Regions from separate parts of the Homo sapiens genome. Here regions 2, 3 and 4 are each linked to region 1. The links are chromatin contacts, found by Hi-C or POLR2A ChIA-PET in ENCODE. All regions are on one chromosome and are shown on one strand. The core of a region is the stretch at or near the end of the contact, and the rest is flanking DNA. Distances in the headings are between cores, read along the strand shown.

Evidence for each region. Hi-C counts contacts between places; a loop is a spot of excess contacts on that map. ChIA-PET counts read pairs that join two places held with the same protein, here RNA polymerase II (POLR2A). Pooled maps may share reads with other maps.
Region 2: a map with no recorded cell type shows a loop between it and region 1 (6-fold over the local background). The contact joins the enhancer-like site here to the promoter of STX7 in region 1. A Hi-C loop is called at or near these places in 3 of 37 single-sample maps with no recorded cell type and 1 of 50 pooled maps. POLR2A ChIA-PET finds 5 or more read pairs at or near these places in 1 of 52 experiments (CD4-positive, alpha-beta T cell).
Region 3: a loop to region 1 is called in a map of B cell, with 18 times the contacts of the local background. The contact joins the promoter of AHI1-DT here to the promoter of STX7 in region 1. A Hi-C loop is called at or near these places in 2 of 168 maps with a recorded cell type or tissue (B cell and naive thymus-derived CD4-positive, alpha-beta T cell) and 9 of 50 pooled maps.
Region 4: a loop to region 1 is called in a pooled map, with 2.3 times the contacts of the local background. The contact joins the enhancer-like site here to the promoter of STX7 in region 1. A Hi-C loop is called at or near these places in 2 of 50 pooled maps.

The regions. Positions count from the first base shown.
Region 1 is chr6:132,511,660-132,514,877 of GRCh38, reverse strand. It overlaps STX7 (syntaxin 7), which reads left to right and starts at 1,762. Exons shown (of 10, transcript NM_003569.3): 1 at 1,762-1,871. RefSeq lists enhancers at 1,456-1,655, 2,013-2,514 and a silencer at 1,806-2,295.
Region 2 is chr6:134,869,894-134,873,168 of GRCh38, reverse strand. The region is part of intron 2 of LOC101928277 (a long non-coding RNA gene); the gene reads left to right. Among named protein-coding and RNA genes, the nearest start is that of ALDH8A1, 79 kb to the left of the region's middle. Within about 2 kb of position 2,013, at least 3 of the 41 ENCODE cell types and tissues checked have a DNase peak (open chromatin) inside an H3K27ac peak, as active enhancers do.
Region 3 is chr6:135,496,266-135,499,316 of GRCh38, reverse strand. AHI1-DT (AHI1 divergent transcript) reads right to left here and starts at 1,516. Exons shown (of 6, transcript NR_152842.1): 1 at 1,317-1,516; 2 at 800-913. AHI1 (Abelson helper integration site 1) reads left to right here and starts at 1,577. Exons shown (of 29, transcript NM_001134831.2): 1 at 1,577-1,734; 2 at 2,068-2,129. RefSeq lists silencers at 1,237-1,456, 1,807-1,866.
Region 4 is chr6:129,670,716-129,673,826 of GRCh38, reverse strand. The region is part of intron 1 of ARHGAP18 (Rho GTPase activating protein 18); the gene reads left to right. Among named protein-coding and RNA genes, the nearest start is that of ARHGAP18, 38 kb to the left of the region's middle. RefSeq lists a silencer at 756-895. Within about 2 kb of position 1,771, at least 22 of the 41 ENCODE cell types and tissues checked have a DNase peak (open chromatin) inside an H3K27ac peak, as active enhancers do.

The DNA of each region.
Region 1 (3,218 bases), core at 513-3,012:
ATTCCCTGGAATTGCTATCCCAGACACTGGAGATACAGCAGTGGACAGTTCTCCATCCTACATGAGAGATGTTACATAGGAGGTATTTATGGTATTTATATTAATAAGGACACCACAAGTGTGCAGATAACATTCCCCACTCAACAACTTCTGGTTTCCTTCAAAATCTCTCCAAGAAGGCCCAAATCTCGCAAATTACTATTTCTGAAAATCCAAATTACAAGCTTTCAGTCATAGGTAACTTCTGCACATGGAAATGATTTATTTTGGGAGATGTGACATTATCACTCATCAAATTAGGAGACTTTTAAAGCCCTACCACTTTCAAGACACCTGGCTGAATTTAACTTGGTAGCAGCCAGATTCACAGATGGAATACTGTGTCAGGAACTCTTAGTAATTCATTTATCTTAATACTTCTAAATTTTGCAAGTTTGTCTAGACTATAATTCTTTTTTTTCCCATTTGAATACCAAAGGATGAAATCTTATTCTAAGTTTTCAAAAGACCTGGAAGGAATCCACTCATAACATATTTTAAAACAAGGAATTGGAATGAGCCCAAGATGAGGGCTCAGACAGCTAAGTTTTGGGCCCAGCATAGTCAGTAACTATCAGGGTAACTTGAAGAGGCCACTTAATCTCAGGTTCTTCTGTAGTGCATTGTACCTTCCCTCCCCGGAGCCCAGAGTTCTATCAAAGGTAATATGAATGGGTATTTGGAAAGTGCACTAAACCTCACATGGATGTAAGATCCTTTCATGTGTTCCTTCAATGATTGAAATGTTTCTTCCTACGTTCACCAGCCACTTCCTAATTCTCAAGTACAATGCACTACTTTCAGTTCTTTATTTACTTGAACTTTGTGTAACAGGTGACATCATGGACAATTCCCTCCTTTTTTCCTTCATTCTCTAGTTTACCTTTTCCTGGTTTATTTCCTATCTTGTGGGTTACTCGTTTTCAGGGTTATTCTTTCTCTGTCCATCTCTCTTAAGCAGACAACATTCCACACTTAGTGTTGGTGAGTTCCAATCAGAATTCTATCCTGGGTTTTGTTTTTTTCCACCTAAGTGCGTCTGGACTTTTGATATCACCTATCCGGGTAATCATTTTAGAAAATAGTGTTGCCTTAATATAGGCAAAGGCTAAGCCAATCTATCTTCTAATTAATTTGGAGAGGGCTTTCTTTCATTTGTAGCAATTGATGCTTTTCATCTAACAATTACAATATATTTGCATATTTATCATTGGAACTGTCTCTGCTTGTTTTAAACCCTGTGAAAACTACGCCCTGCTTTTCAGGAATGCTTAGAATGACTTGTATGTACTAGGAAAACTTGTTTACAAGTGAGCACCCAGAGATGACTCTTCACTTATTCCTTCATTGTTCCTGCTAGGATTGTGTACTCGCCTTTGCATTTTTCGATAGAGCTGTCAACGCGATCTACTGCAGTTAAAGGTTAGCAAACAAGACAGGCAAGAGCTAATGGGGCGGGGTGAAGACCCGCGTGCAAGAAGGCTGGCTTCACCAGATAAAGAAGACAACTGTCCTCCATTCTGTCCTTTTTTGCACGCAGGCTAAGAGGCGTTCACCATCTCTACGTCAGGCTTCAAAGAACAGCTCCCTTGCAATTTTGCTGATACCCCCATTCCTTAGCTTGGAACCGGAGGGGCGGTGAGGGCCGCTGTCACTCAGCCCCGCGGGCCAATAGAAAAGGGGTGAACCCCGCCTTCTTCCTGAGTTGTGCTGCGGGCATGCGCACTGGGCGTCCCCACGCCACCGCCCATCAGCTGAGAATTGCAGCTGAGGGCTCCGGGGTAGGTGGGTGACGGCGGTCGGAGGTGTAGGAGGGAGCCGTGGAGGTCCAGGTAAGAGGACCCTGGGGAGGGGGCTCCCTGGCCGGGCGACAGGGAGGCGCGGTGCCCCTGCGGCTGCTGCGCCTTCTTGTTTGTGCGCGTGGTCAGGTGGCCGCCGCCCTGCGCTCTGCAGCAGGCACTCGGGAGGCTAGGAAGGGCGGGACTGCCCCAGCTCCCGGAGCGCCTGCGGCTCCCCACGCCCCCCGGCCGGGTGCAAGGGCGCGGCGCGTTCCGCATTCCGGGTGCGCGCGGCTGTGGTCAGGTGGGCCTACCCAGCCACGCACCCGCCGCGGTCCCCTGGGCAGAGCTCCGGAGGCGCACGGCTGGCGGAGCGCACCCCGGGGAGGGCGCCAGAGCCGGCTGGGGCCCAGCTCAGGAATCCAGACACGACCAAATGACCTCTTCCTCTTTTCAACTCACGGATTGAAAAACACACTAAACTTCCCGAATATAGAGGAACTGAAAAATGTATGGCTGTAGCAGGCGAACCGTGTATGTTTATTTATTCAGAGGATCGTAGTATTGTTTTTTTAATTTGGCTTGATGACTTTAACATACTTTGACATTCTTTGAGTATACACCTTTAATTAATTTACATAAAAACCTTTAAACGTACATAAAATATTTCTAGTATTTCCTCCACCTTGTTTTCTAGTTACTTTCTTTAAATTCAGACAAAGAAAAAAAGTTGCATTTCTGATCAAATGCTGTGTGTTTTTTCCCACAAATTTCTTACATTTGTTTGGCTCTTATCTGTATACGTTAATTTTTGTTTACCTCAGATCGTTGTATTCTGACTATAATTATATATAATATATAAAACTTGCCCAGAATCTGGAAGAAAAGAAAGTAATTATGAAATGCTGTGCTATTTAATAATGTTGGAAGTGGACATTTCTTCTGCAGGTTCTCTGAGCACACCTGGGCAGAGGCTGATAACGGTGTTAAACTGTGTTTTGTGTTGTGGACAGGCCTTATAGGCTACTTTGAGAAGTTGGCCTCAGACTCGTGACTAGTTAAGAATTATGCTCTTAACTTCACAGTTTCTGTAGAGGTTAATATGATACCATATTAACTGATTAACATCATAATTTTTCCTCAGATATGTTACTTATGTTGCTCTTGATAACAAAATCAATCCTTATTTTGGTTATGACCCCAAACTTTAAGTGCTGATGATTGAAAAGTAAATTATAGAAAATATTCACAGTAAGTCTGAGTGAAGTTTGCTGTGATTCCATTTAATTTGCAAGTTTCATGTGTGAAAGTATGAAAAAAACAATCCTCGGTATTGTGAACTAAAACCAAGTAGTACAAAAGGTCAGTGATGAAAGAGCTAAGGCCAAAGAATACAGTTAA
Region 2 (3,275 bases), core at 764-3,263, 2.4 Mb before region 1:
TTAGTAGAGATGGGGTTTCACCATGTTAGCCACGATGGTCTCTATCTCCTGACCTCGTGATCTGCCTGCCTTGGCCTCCCAAAGTGCTGGGATTACAGGCATGAGCCACCACGCCCAGCCAGGATCTGTATTCTTTTTTTTTTTTGAGACGGAGTCTCGCTCTGTCGCCCAGGCTGGAGTGCAGTGGCGCGATCTCGGCTCACTGCAAGCTCCGCCTCCCGGGTTCACGCCATTCTCCTGCCTCAGCCTCCCGCGTAGCTGGGACTACAGGCGCCCGCCACCACGCCCGGCTAATTTTTTTGTGTTTTTTAGTAGAGACGGGGTTTCACTGTGTTAGCCAGGATGGTCTCGATCTCCTGACCTCGTGATCCGCCCGCCTCGGCCTCCCAAAGTGCTGGGATTACAGGCGTGAGCCACAGCGCCCGGCCGGGATCTGTAATCTTAATGCAAGAGAAGGCCATGGGACCTGAGGCACCCCTAGTCATGGGTCTAGCCAAGGTGCTACTGCTGCTTGGACTGCTGTTGCAGTCCAACCTAGTACTGGCACCATATGGTTTGAAACCGGGTATGGACAAAGTAGCTAATGGGCTGAACTCAGGGCAGTGTGAATGGTGATGACCAAGGTGGTGACACCTATGGTAATCTGCACCAATAGCTGGGCAGTTTATTGAGGCTTAACCTTGTGGTTAACTACCTGCAAGTTACAGAAGTAGCTAGTTAGTCACCATTCCATGTGGGGCCAAGCCATAGGGAAAGACCTGAAGGAGGAAGGATGACCTTCTCCAACCACGTGTGGGGACAAAAGGTAACCTGTTGTTGCCTGCCCCAATGCCCCTAAAGGTAGGAAAATAAAAACCTGGCTTAATGTATAAAGCAGCATTGGGGTAACGTCACCTTGGGGTGGTTGCCCGCCATAACCTGGAGTTGTTGCTCCCTGTAGTACTGCTGTGGCCTCTGGATCCAGGGTTCTGCCCTGCAGGCATGTCTCCCACTAGAACTCCCTTGGCCTACAGGGTGGAATGTAAGGCCTATATGTCAGACCTGTGTGTCCAAAGCCTATGTCTCGCTCAGCCTAGGGGGTGGAGTGTAAGGAAAATGGATTTGCTGCAGTCAAGAATAGGCCAAAGGCCGGGCACGGTGGCTCACGCCTGTAATCCCAGCACTTTGGGAGGCCGAGGCGGGTGGATCATGAGGTCAGGAGATCGAGACCATCCTGGCTAACAAGGTGAAACCCCGTCTCTACTAAAAATACAAAAAATTAGCCGGGCGCGGTGGCGGGCGCCTGTAGTCCCAGCTACTCGGGAGGCTGAGGCAGGAGAATGGCGTGAACCCGGGAAGCGGAGCTTGCAGTGAGCCGAGATTGCGCCACTGCAGTCCGCAGTCCGGCCTGGGCGACAGAGCGAGACTCCGTCTCAAAAAAAAAAAAAAAAAAAAAAAAAAGAATAGGCCAAGGTAGATATCCAGTCCAGCATGACTGAGCAAGTTTGGAGCACAGGAGCACAACTCCACACATTATGTAATCACACCATGTGAGGCGCATTAGGTGATCACCCACATGAGCTTGTGCTTGGCTCGGACCCACTATTGTCTGTACAAGGTATAATTACCCTACTGATGCTGTACATACAGCTTGCACCTGGGCTCACTCGTGCCCAGAGGGAGAGTAAAGCCATGTCGAAACTGTCTACGATTCCTCGAGTGTTTTTCCAGCTACCCACCACTCACCCACTGACTCCCCTCAGACCTCAGTTAGAACCTGACACTGACTAAGACACAGTCATAGCTCAGAGGATGTTTGATTTCTTATCCTGGACACTGAAAGCAGTTACATGGATTCTAGCATACTTTGGCATAATTTCTCCTCCTGCATACCTTATGGGGTGAGGATATAGAATATGTCCCCGTTGCTAATCTCTAAGTGAACTCTGTACCTTTAAATCTTCATGGACAAGCATCCTTGTGGTTTTCACCAGGTGCACTCAATCTAGAACAGGAAGGAGTGTGGATGAAGTTTCTTGTGTTAAGCAATAACAGATGTATGTATCCAGTGCTGTGCCGGTCAATGTTTAAAGCTCAGCTCTGGTGGAGGTGGGGTCTAGGAAGCCCTGATTTGTAGCGTTTGCCATTTTCTGTGGTGTAAATATTTTTACCATGCTGATTTTAAACCAAAAGTGTAACATCATTGAACATACTTTGGGAAGAGATGCTACCCAGCTCTTGCAAGCTGATGCGAACTGGTTCCAGCACCTCCCAGTTTACACCCAGTTACAGACAGATTGGGATAAACACATTTATGTTACAGTGGGAATTTCATAGGTTAAAACATTACAGTAAAGAAGTTTGACGGGAAAGTCATTGTGGGGGTATTATTAGTCAGCAGGTGACTATAAATAGGAAGCACAGGTGTGTTTGTGTTCTCAGTGGAGGGCCCTGCTGCTGTTCACTCACTCCGGGTTTCAGATGCAAAGTGAAGGCAGCCTGGTGATCCTAGAATCCTGATACATTGTCACAGCGTCTGAACTATTGGATATGTTGGCTTACTATTTGCAAATAAAGCTTCAGTTATAGCTTGAAGCTTATTTTATCCTTTCTCAAATTAGTTTTATGTCGAATTAGCAACATAAGGTGAGAATGAAAAAATTAACTAAAAATGACAGAACAACTAACGTGGTTTCTTGTTTTCCTTCTTTTCTTCTTTTTTTTTGTTTTTTGTTTTATGTTGTTTTTGAGACAGTCTTGCTCTGTCTTTCAGGCTGGAATGCAGTGGTCCAATCTCGGCTTACTGCAACCTCTGCCTCCCAGGTTCAAGTGATTCTCCTGCCTCAGCCTCCTGAGTACCTGGGATTACAGGCTTGTGCCACCACGCCCCACTAATTTTTTTTTTGAAACAGTATCTCACTCTATTGCCCAGGCTGGAGTGCAGTGGCACGATCATGGTTCACTGCAACCTCCACCTCCTGGGCTCAAACGATTCTCATGCCTCAGCCTCACGAGTAGCTGGTACTAGAGGCGTGTGCCACCATGCCCGGCTAATTTTTTGTATTTTTAGTTGAGACGGGTTTTCACCATGTTGCCCAGGCTAGTCTCGAACTCCTGAGCTCAGGCAGTCTGCCCACCTCGGCATTCCAAAGTGCTAGGGCTACAGGCGTGAGCCACCATGCCCGGCCATAATTTTTGCATTTTTAGTAGACACGGGGTTTCACCATGTTGGCCAGGCTGGTCTTGAGCTCCTCACCTCAAGTGATCCACCTGCCTCAGCCTCCCGAAGTGCTAGG
Region 3 (3,051 bases), core at 267-2,766, 3.0 Mb before region 1:
CTATAGAATGAGCATCCAAAGTCTAATATATAGAATGAGTATCCGAAGTCTAATAGGGAGTAGGAGTGTTTGAAGGAGTCAGTCAACCTGCTTAAGATTCAAAGGATGGACAACATTTGGCTGTGATGCAGGAGTGTAAAAGGAGGAATTTTCAGGAAGAGAGGACAATATGAGTAAGGACGGGGCGTGAAAGGCTATGGATTGTTTTTCATGGTACACATAATTCAATGTTGCATAAAACTGCATGGTACACATGATTCAATATTGCATAAAATTGGAACAAGAAGCTAACGAGAGATGAAACTAGTCAGGGAGATGGAGAATCTTGTATCCTAGGCAAAGTAATCATTTTCTCTTACAGATTGCCTTTCAAAAATTTTCAGCAGGAGAGTGCCATTATCCGATTTACATTTTTAGTCAGGTCATTCTGATAGCAGTGTGGAGAATTTAAGAGTCAAACTGGAGTCAGAGAACTGGTAAAGGGCCCATCTGAGGAAGTTAAAAAGAGAGAATGGATATGCTTTGGCATAAGATGCATTTAGGATACTCTACTGTTCTTACTAAAACACTGGGAGGATTGTGGTGGCTTACAGCAAGATAGAAATCTAGGAGAGTATGTTTAGAACGGAAAGTTGAACAGCTCAGTTCGGTACGCATTGGATTAGTAATCTTTCTCGTTGCTTCCTCACAGGATTTAGGGAAGCACAAGACATATAGTTTGTAAGGTGTGGCAATGTCAGTAAGAATGGAAAAGCTGGCCTCCATAAACTCTTACTGTACAAATGAAGCAACAGCTTACAGCGGGTGGCTGTAGGTACAGGAAATGGCCTGTATTCACGAGTGTATTCACGAGTCCACGAGTAGCGCATCTAGTATTTTTCCAGCCCTGGTGACTCAGAGCTGAAGATGGCGCCTGTGGCAGAAATCAGAAAAGTGGGAGGGAGCATTAGGTGTAGAAAAGGATGGCGTTTTAACTTTTGTTTTGTTTTTCACACACAGGGAGATAGCTCTAAAGGAACAGTGGATAATTTTTTCTTAAAATTTTGTCTGTAGTACAACTTCATTTTCCACGCCTTAAAACCATGTTTTCTTTTGTGGGCGCGATCGCGTGGGGAGTGACAAATCTGTTTCTTTGCCTCATTCATTCATTTTCTTATTCTGGGCGGCTTCCATGACAGCCTCCCCAGTTTTCCTTTGCCCAGTCAGTTTTTCCCTGCGCTAGCTACAATTCTAAGGCGAAAAGAGCATTTTCGGAGGTGAGGGCGGGGAAAACTCAAGACTCTGTAGGGGCACCCGCGCATTTCCGGGTCCCTTACCGCTCCGAGTGGAGGAGACTGTTCCCGCTCGCGTGGCCGGGGAGGCGGGAGCCCCCTAAGTTCCCTGAAGCTCGCGCCCGCCTGCGGCCTGAGGGCCCCCGGGCAGGCGCCGCACGGCCCCTCCTCCTGGAAGAAGGCGGTGGAGGCGCGGGGACGGGGCCGCGGTCTTCGCCTAGAGCGCGGGACGCATCGGTCGCCATGGGAACGGCGGCGTAGGCAGGCGCTGACGTCAGCAGGCGGCGCGCTGTCCGCACTGCGGCACAGAGCCGCGGCTTGCTTTCAGGACACGGGTCGCTGGCGGGTTAGGTGGCTGCGTGGCCGCCTCACTTCGCGCACGCGCCGCTAGGCTGGGGGAGTTGATTTGCACTGCTCCGGGTGTCGGCTCCGGCGGGACGGGCGGTTCTGCGTACCCCTCTCCGTGAGTACATCATGGGTGCGCTGGTGGCGGGAGCGCGGGCCGGGGTGCTCGGCCTGCCCGGCCCTCTCCTGGGCGGCGTGTCGGGGCTGCTGGAGTCCGAGAGCGCGGAGGCTGATAGCGTAGTGACCGACGAGCGTGGGCCGGGTGTCCCGGGGGAATGCGATTTCTGAGAGTCCTCACCGTACTTTTGCGCTTCTTTCACTGGTCTCCGTGTCCCCGGAGAGTTGAGCATGGTGCTCTGATAGAGAATTCAATCTTTGCCTTTCCTACTCCCGATTCTTATTTAAATGCTTTTAAATCAGATGTGTACTGAGTGTGTTTATTTCCTTTTAGAGTGTCAACCTGGGGCTGAATCTTCAACCTGTCAAAGCCTTCTTAATTATGTCTGAGAAAAGGTGATCAATTTGTTATATTTATAAGAGCCAAATTATATTAATAGGGTTGTTTCGAGATGCATAAAAATAGAACAAAAATGTAGACCATTTAAGAATCCTTATCAAAGGTTGTGCTGCGTTTAGCATTCCTGTAAAAACATCTATTGTGAAAATAAAGCTTTCCCCTTTCTTTTGAGAAAGAGATGCCAACGATTTTTTCACCTGTTGCATTAACAGTTGCTGTTACTGCTTGGGCGTTAGGAGGAAGATTGCTTCTTATGAGTACTCTGGGAAATTTTTTAAAGAATGCTTGAAAGAAATTCAAATACCAAAAGTGTTTTTAAACCATACCTAGAATCTTGTTTATGAGGAATAATATTTATGAAGTTAGAATCTTGTTTACTTATGAAGAATCTTGTTGATTTATTCATTGAATTTTGTATACAGGATTTTTGTTTGTCTTTTTTTCCCTTGCGATAACATTTGGTTAAGGAGCGAATTATCAAGCCTCTCAGTTTTTTCTCCCAATGATATTGAGCCACATATTGGCTGATAATCAGGTTGTCTGTAAAATAAAATGAGATGAAATGTAATCCATTTAATTTTCCTGTGTAATATCTCTTAGACGCTCCTGTGAAAGGGTTTGTGAGGGAGAAGTTGTAAAATAATGGAATATATAAGAATCAGAGGTGTCTTTTAAAGTCCTATCTGATTTTTTGCAGAGGTTACTAATCAAATATTAGCCGTTAATTCTATCATGTTTGCTGTAGTACATATTAAGATTTAGAGATGGCTGAGCGCAGTGGGTCACGCCTGTAATCCTAGCACTTTGGGAGGCTAAAGTGGGTGGATCACTTGAGGTCAGGAGTTCAGTATCAGCCTGGCCAATGTTGGTGAAACCCCATCTCTACTAAAAATACAAAAATTAGCTGGGTGTGATGGC
Region 4 (3,111 bases), core at 522-3,021, 2.8 Mb after region 1:
TTTAAAATATATTATAAAATAACCTAAAAGAATAGAAATATCAGATTTTCAAAGTTGGTGAAATGAGTTGTTATTTTGGATTTTTGACTGTGGTCTTTTCTGCAGATACCATTAAAAAGAGTTAACTGATGTACATTAATTTAAGAAGCAAATGGTAAAAATAAGTGCATGAAAAGAATAGAAATAATTGAATCTGATCATTCTGATCATTCAAGGCATTTACCATATAAATAGTTGAGATCTGAGAAGTTTCATTGAGACAGATAAGAGCTTAAAAATGTATGAATCATTGTTGACTAATAGTTAAGGCATGCAGGCACACTTAGAAATGTGATTTCCTTTACTCTATCCTTCCTATAAAGAGAAAAAACACTTTTAAAATAAACCTGGTTTGAAACCAAAATGCTGTACAACTTAACCTTCATTTGGGACATTGATTTGGCTACTCTATTTAAGACTTTTTTTTTTTTTTTGGCATGACTATTTTGTCCTGGGAAGCAAGCTGCAGATGGCTTTTGACTTGGGGAAAAAAAAATGAGAAAGAAATTAACAAGGGAAATAGGAACTGGATATTTGTATTAATTTCCATGTAGTATGAAAATACGTAGCAAACAAAAATATTTCCATTTTTAAGCACTAGATGAAGGACATTGTGAAGCATAATAGACTTATCTTTCTAAAATTTATGCAGAAGCATATTTTTAAAGAAAAACAATTCTGATCTTTTGAAAGGTCTGTAAATGCTATGAAATGAGTCATTGGTGTATTCAAAAGAAACTGGGCAGGAAGTGGAGAGACCCATGTTTCAGCTTTCTCTGCAGACAACTGGTTATATCACTGGAGACTGCTTGCTCCCTTCTCTGAGTTCCAGTTTCTCCATCTGTAAAATAAAATGACTTGACTAGGTAATCTGTAGATTTCTTTCTTCTCTGAAAGTCTGTCGTTGTTAATAAGTTGAGAATTCAGAGATTAATATGTGCTAAGGTCTTGAAAGCTTTACTGAGGATATTAACAAGAACCAGATTTTGAAGGAAATATGTTTTTTGAGAAAGAGGGCATTCTTCTTAGCCATAGAGCATGAACAAAGACATTATTGGAAGGAGCATCCTCATTATTTATTGCCTAATTATTATAAAAGCAAAGTTGTTTCCTATAGGTTGATTGAATTAGGCATTAGCTCAGCATACTGGGGACAGCCATTGGAAAAAAATGTTTAAACAACTAGAACTACACTGAATAGAATCGTACTGTGTTTGGTGAGTAGGAAGTATTGCAAGCCTGTGTAGATATGGAACTTAATATACGTCACACTTCTGTGTAGTAAGGACTAAGGAAAAAGCCAACAGTGGGTGTCAACCAAGACCCATGTTACACATAATGGGTAATGTTGAGGGAGCAATGCTGAATGAGTTCTCTTGGGTGCTGAGTTGGGAGTGGGAAGGAAGGAACTGACATAAAGGGATGGAACTGGAAGGTCCCAGAGACAGTGAGGAGGCTGTGCTAAGTTAGAGATCTTTGTGATCTGAGTTAAGGCCAAGGTTGTGGCCACATTAGTGAGACTTGATGTACCGTGGAGAGTAAGGTTGGCACACACAATTCAGAAGAACCTGGGATGGGTGGGGTCAGAGGGACACAGACGGTTAAATTTGAATGGCGATGATTGCAGAGGACATAGATGAAAAATCTGAGCCAGGAGTAGAAGAAAGGGGAGAGGAAGCGTGTGTGTGTGCGCGTGTACGTGTGGGTGGTGATATGAGACTGGTTTCTGGAACCCACTTTGTCATGGTTTGTGACCTGTTCCTGCTGTGAGTGTTGTAATCACTTAACCTCTCCGAACTTCTGTGTTCTCAGAGGCAAAATGGGGTGAACTAGATCAGTACTTCTCAGTAGTGCCCTCTAAAGGGTATTTTGAGAATTTGTGGGGGTGTTTTATGTTGTCCCATCATTTGCAGGGCAGGTTCCAGCTGTGTTAGACATTCTACAATTTCAGGACAGACTTGCCAAACAAAGAATTGTCTGGTGTCTAGAATGACCTATTTGGCATTCCTGAGAAGATGTCATGTACAAGTCAGTCTCACCTCTGCTTAATCTAACTCAAGTTTTTTATTTTTTATTTTTAGAGACAGAGTCTTACTCTGTTTACCCAGGCTGGAGTGCAGGTAAACGATCATAGCTCACTGTAGCCTCTAGCTCCTGGGCTCAAGCAATCCTCCCACCTCAGCCTCCCGAGTAGCTATTAATAGAACTATAGGCTCACATCACTGCACCTGGGTAATTTTTAATTTTTTTTTATAGAGATGAGGTCTTGCTTTGTTGCCCAGGCTGATCTTGAACCCCCAGGCTCAAGCAGTCTTCCCACTTTAGCCTCCCAAAGCACTGAGGTTATAGGCATAAGCCACTGCGCCTGGCCCTAATTCACATCTTCATTTGTGAAGATGAACACACGTGTCCCTTTATCCTTTTAATTTTTGTATTTCTCATGCAGAATGTTTTCTGATCTTATTTTTTTCCAAATGTGAACTCATTCTATAGGTAAATATAATAAACAGTTGACCACTTCATTTTATGTCTGTTAGTGTCCAGGCACATATTGAGAAACCTATTTTAAATTATTTTCCTTTATTTCTCCTTAATATTATCATAAAGGGCATATGCATACACACAGGATTATGTATAGATAAATTACTTGAACTTTACTTCAGAATCATAAAGGTGAAGATTATAAAATAGGTATTAGGTTAAAGACAAGTGTGTTAAGGTTGACAGCCACTGAACTAGAGGGTGTCCATGGCTTCTAACTCCTGACATCTCTAAGATACTGTAACTGCAAATGTTATGATTTGAAGAGGTAGGTTTTCTATCTTGGGAAGGGCTTAGTACTGGGAAGTGTTAAAAACTGACATCAGATTGGGAATTGGGTAAAAGTCAGCTACTTCTTGGGACTCCAGGAAGGCCTGAGGAAGTAGAGATCTGTGTGGAGGGGAGGAACCTGAGGGGGTCTTGACGGGGAGCTGGGTTCCTGCTGATGCCAGCAGGTGAGAATAGGGGAGCAGAGCATTGTGATTTGGCAGCTCCTAGAGGAGGGGAGTAGGCTGAGAAAGTCTTGGTGGG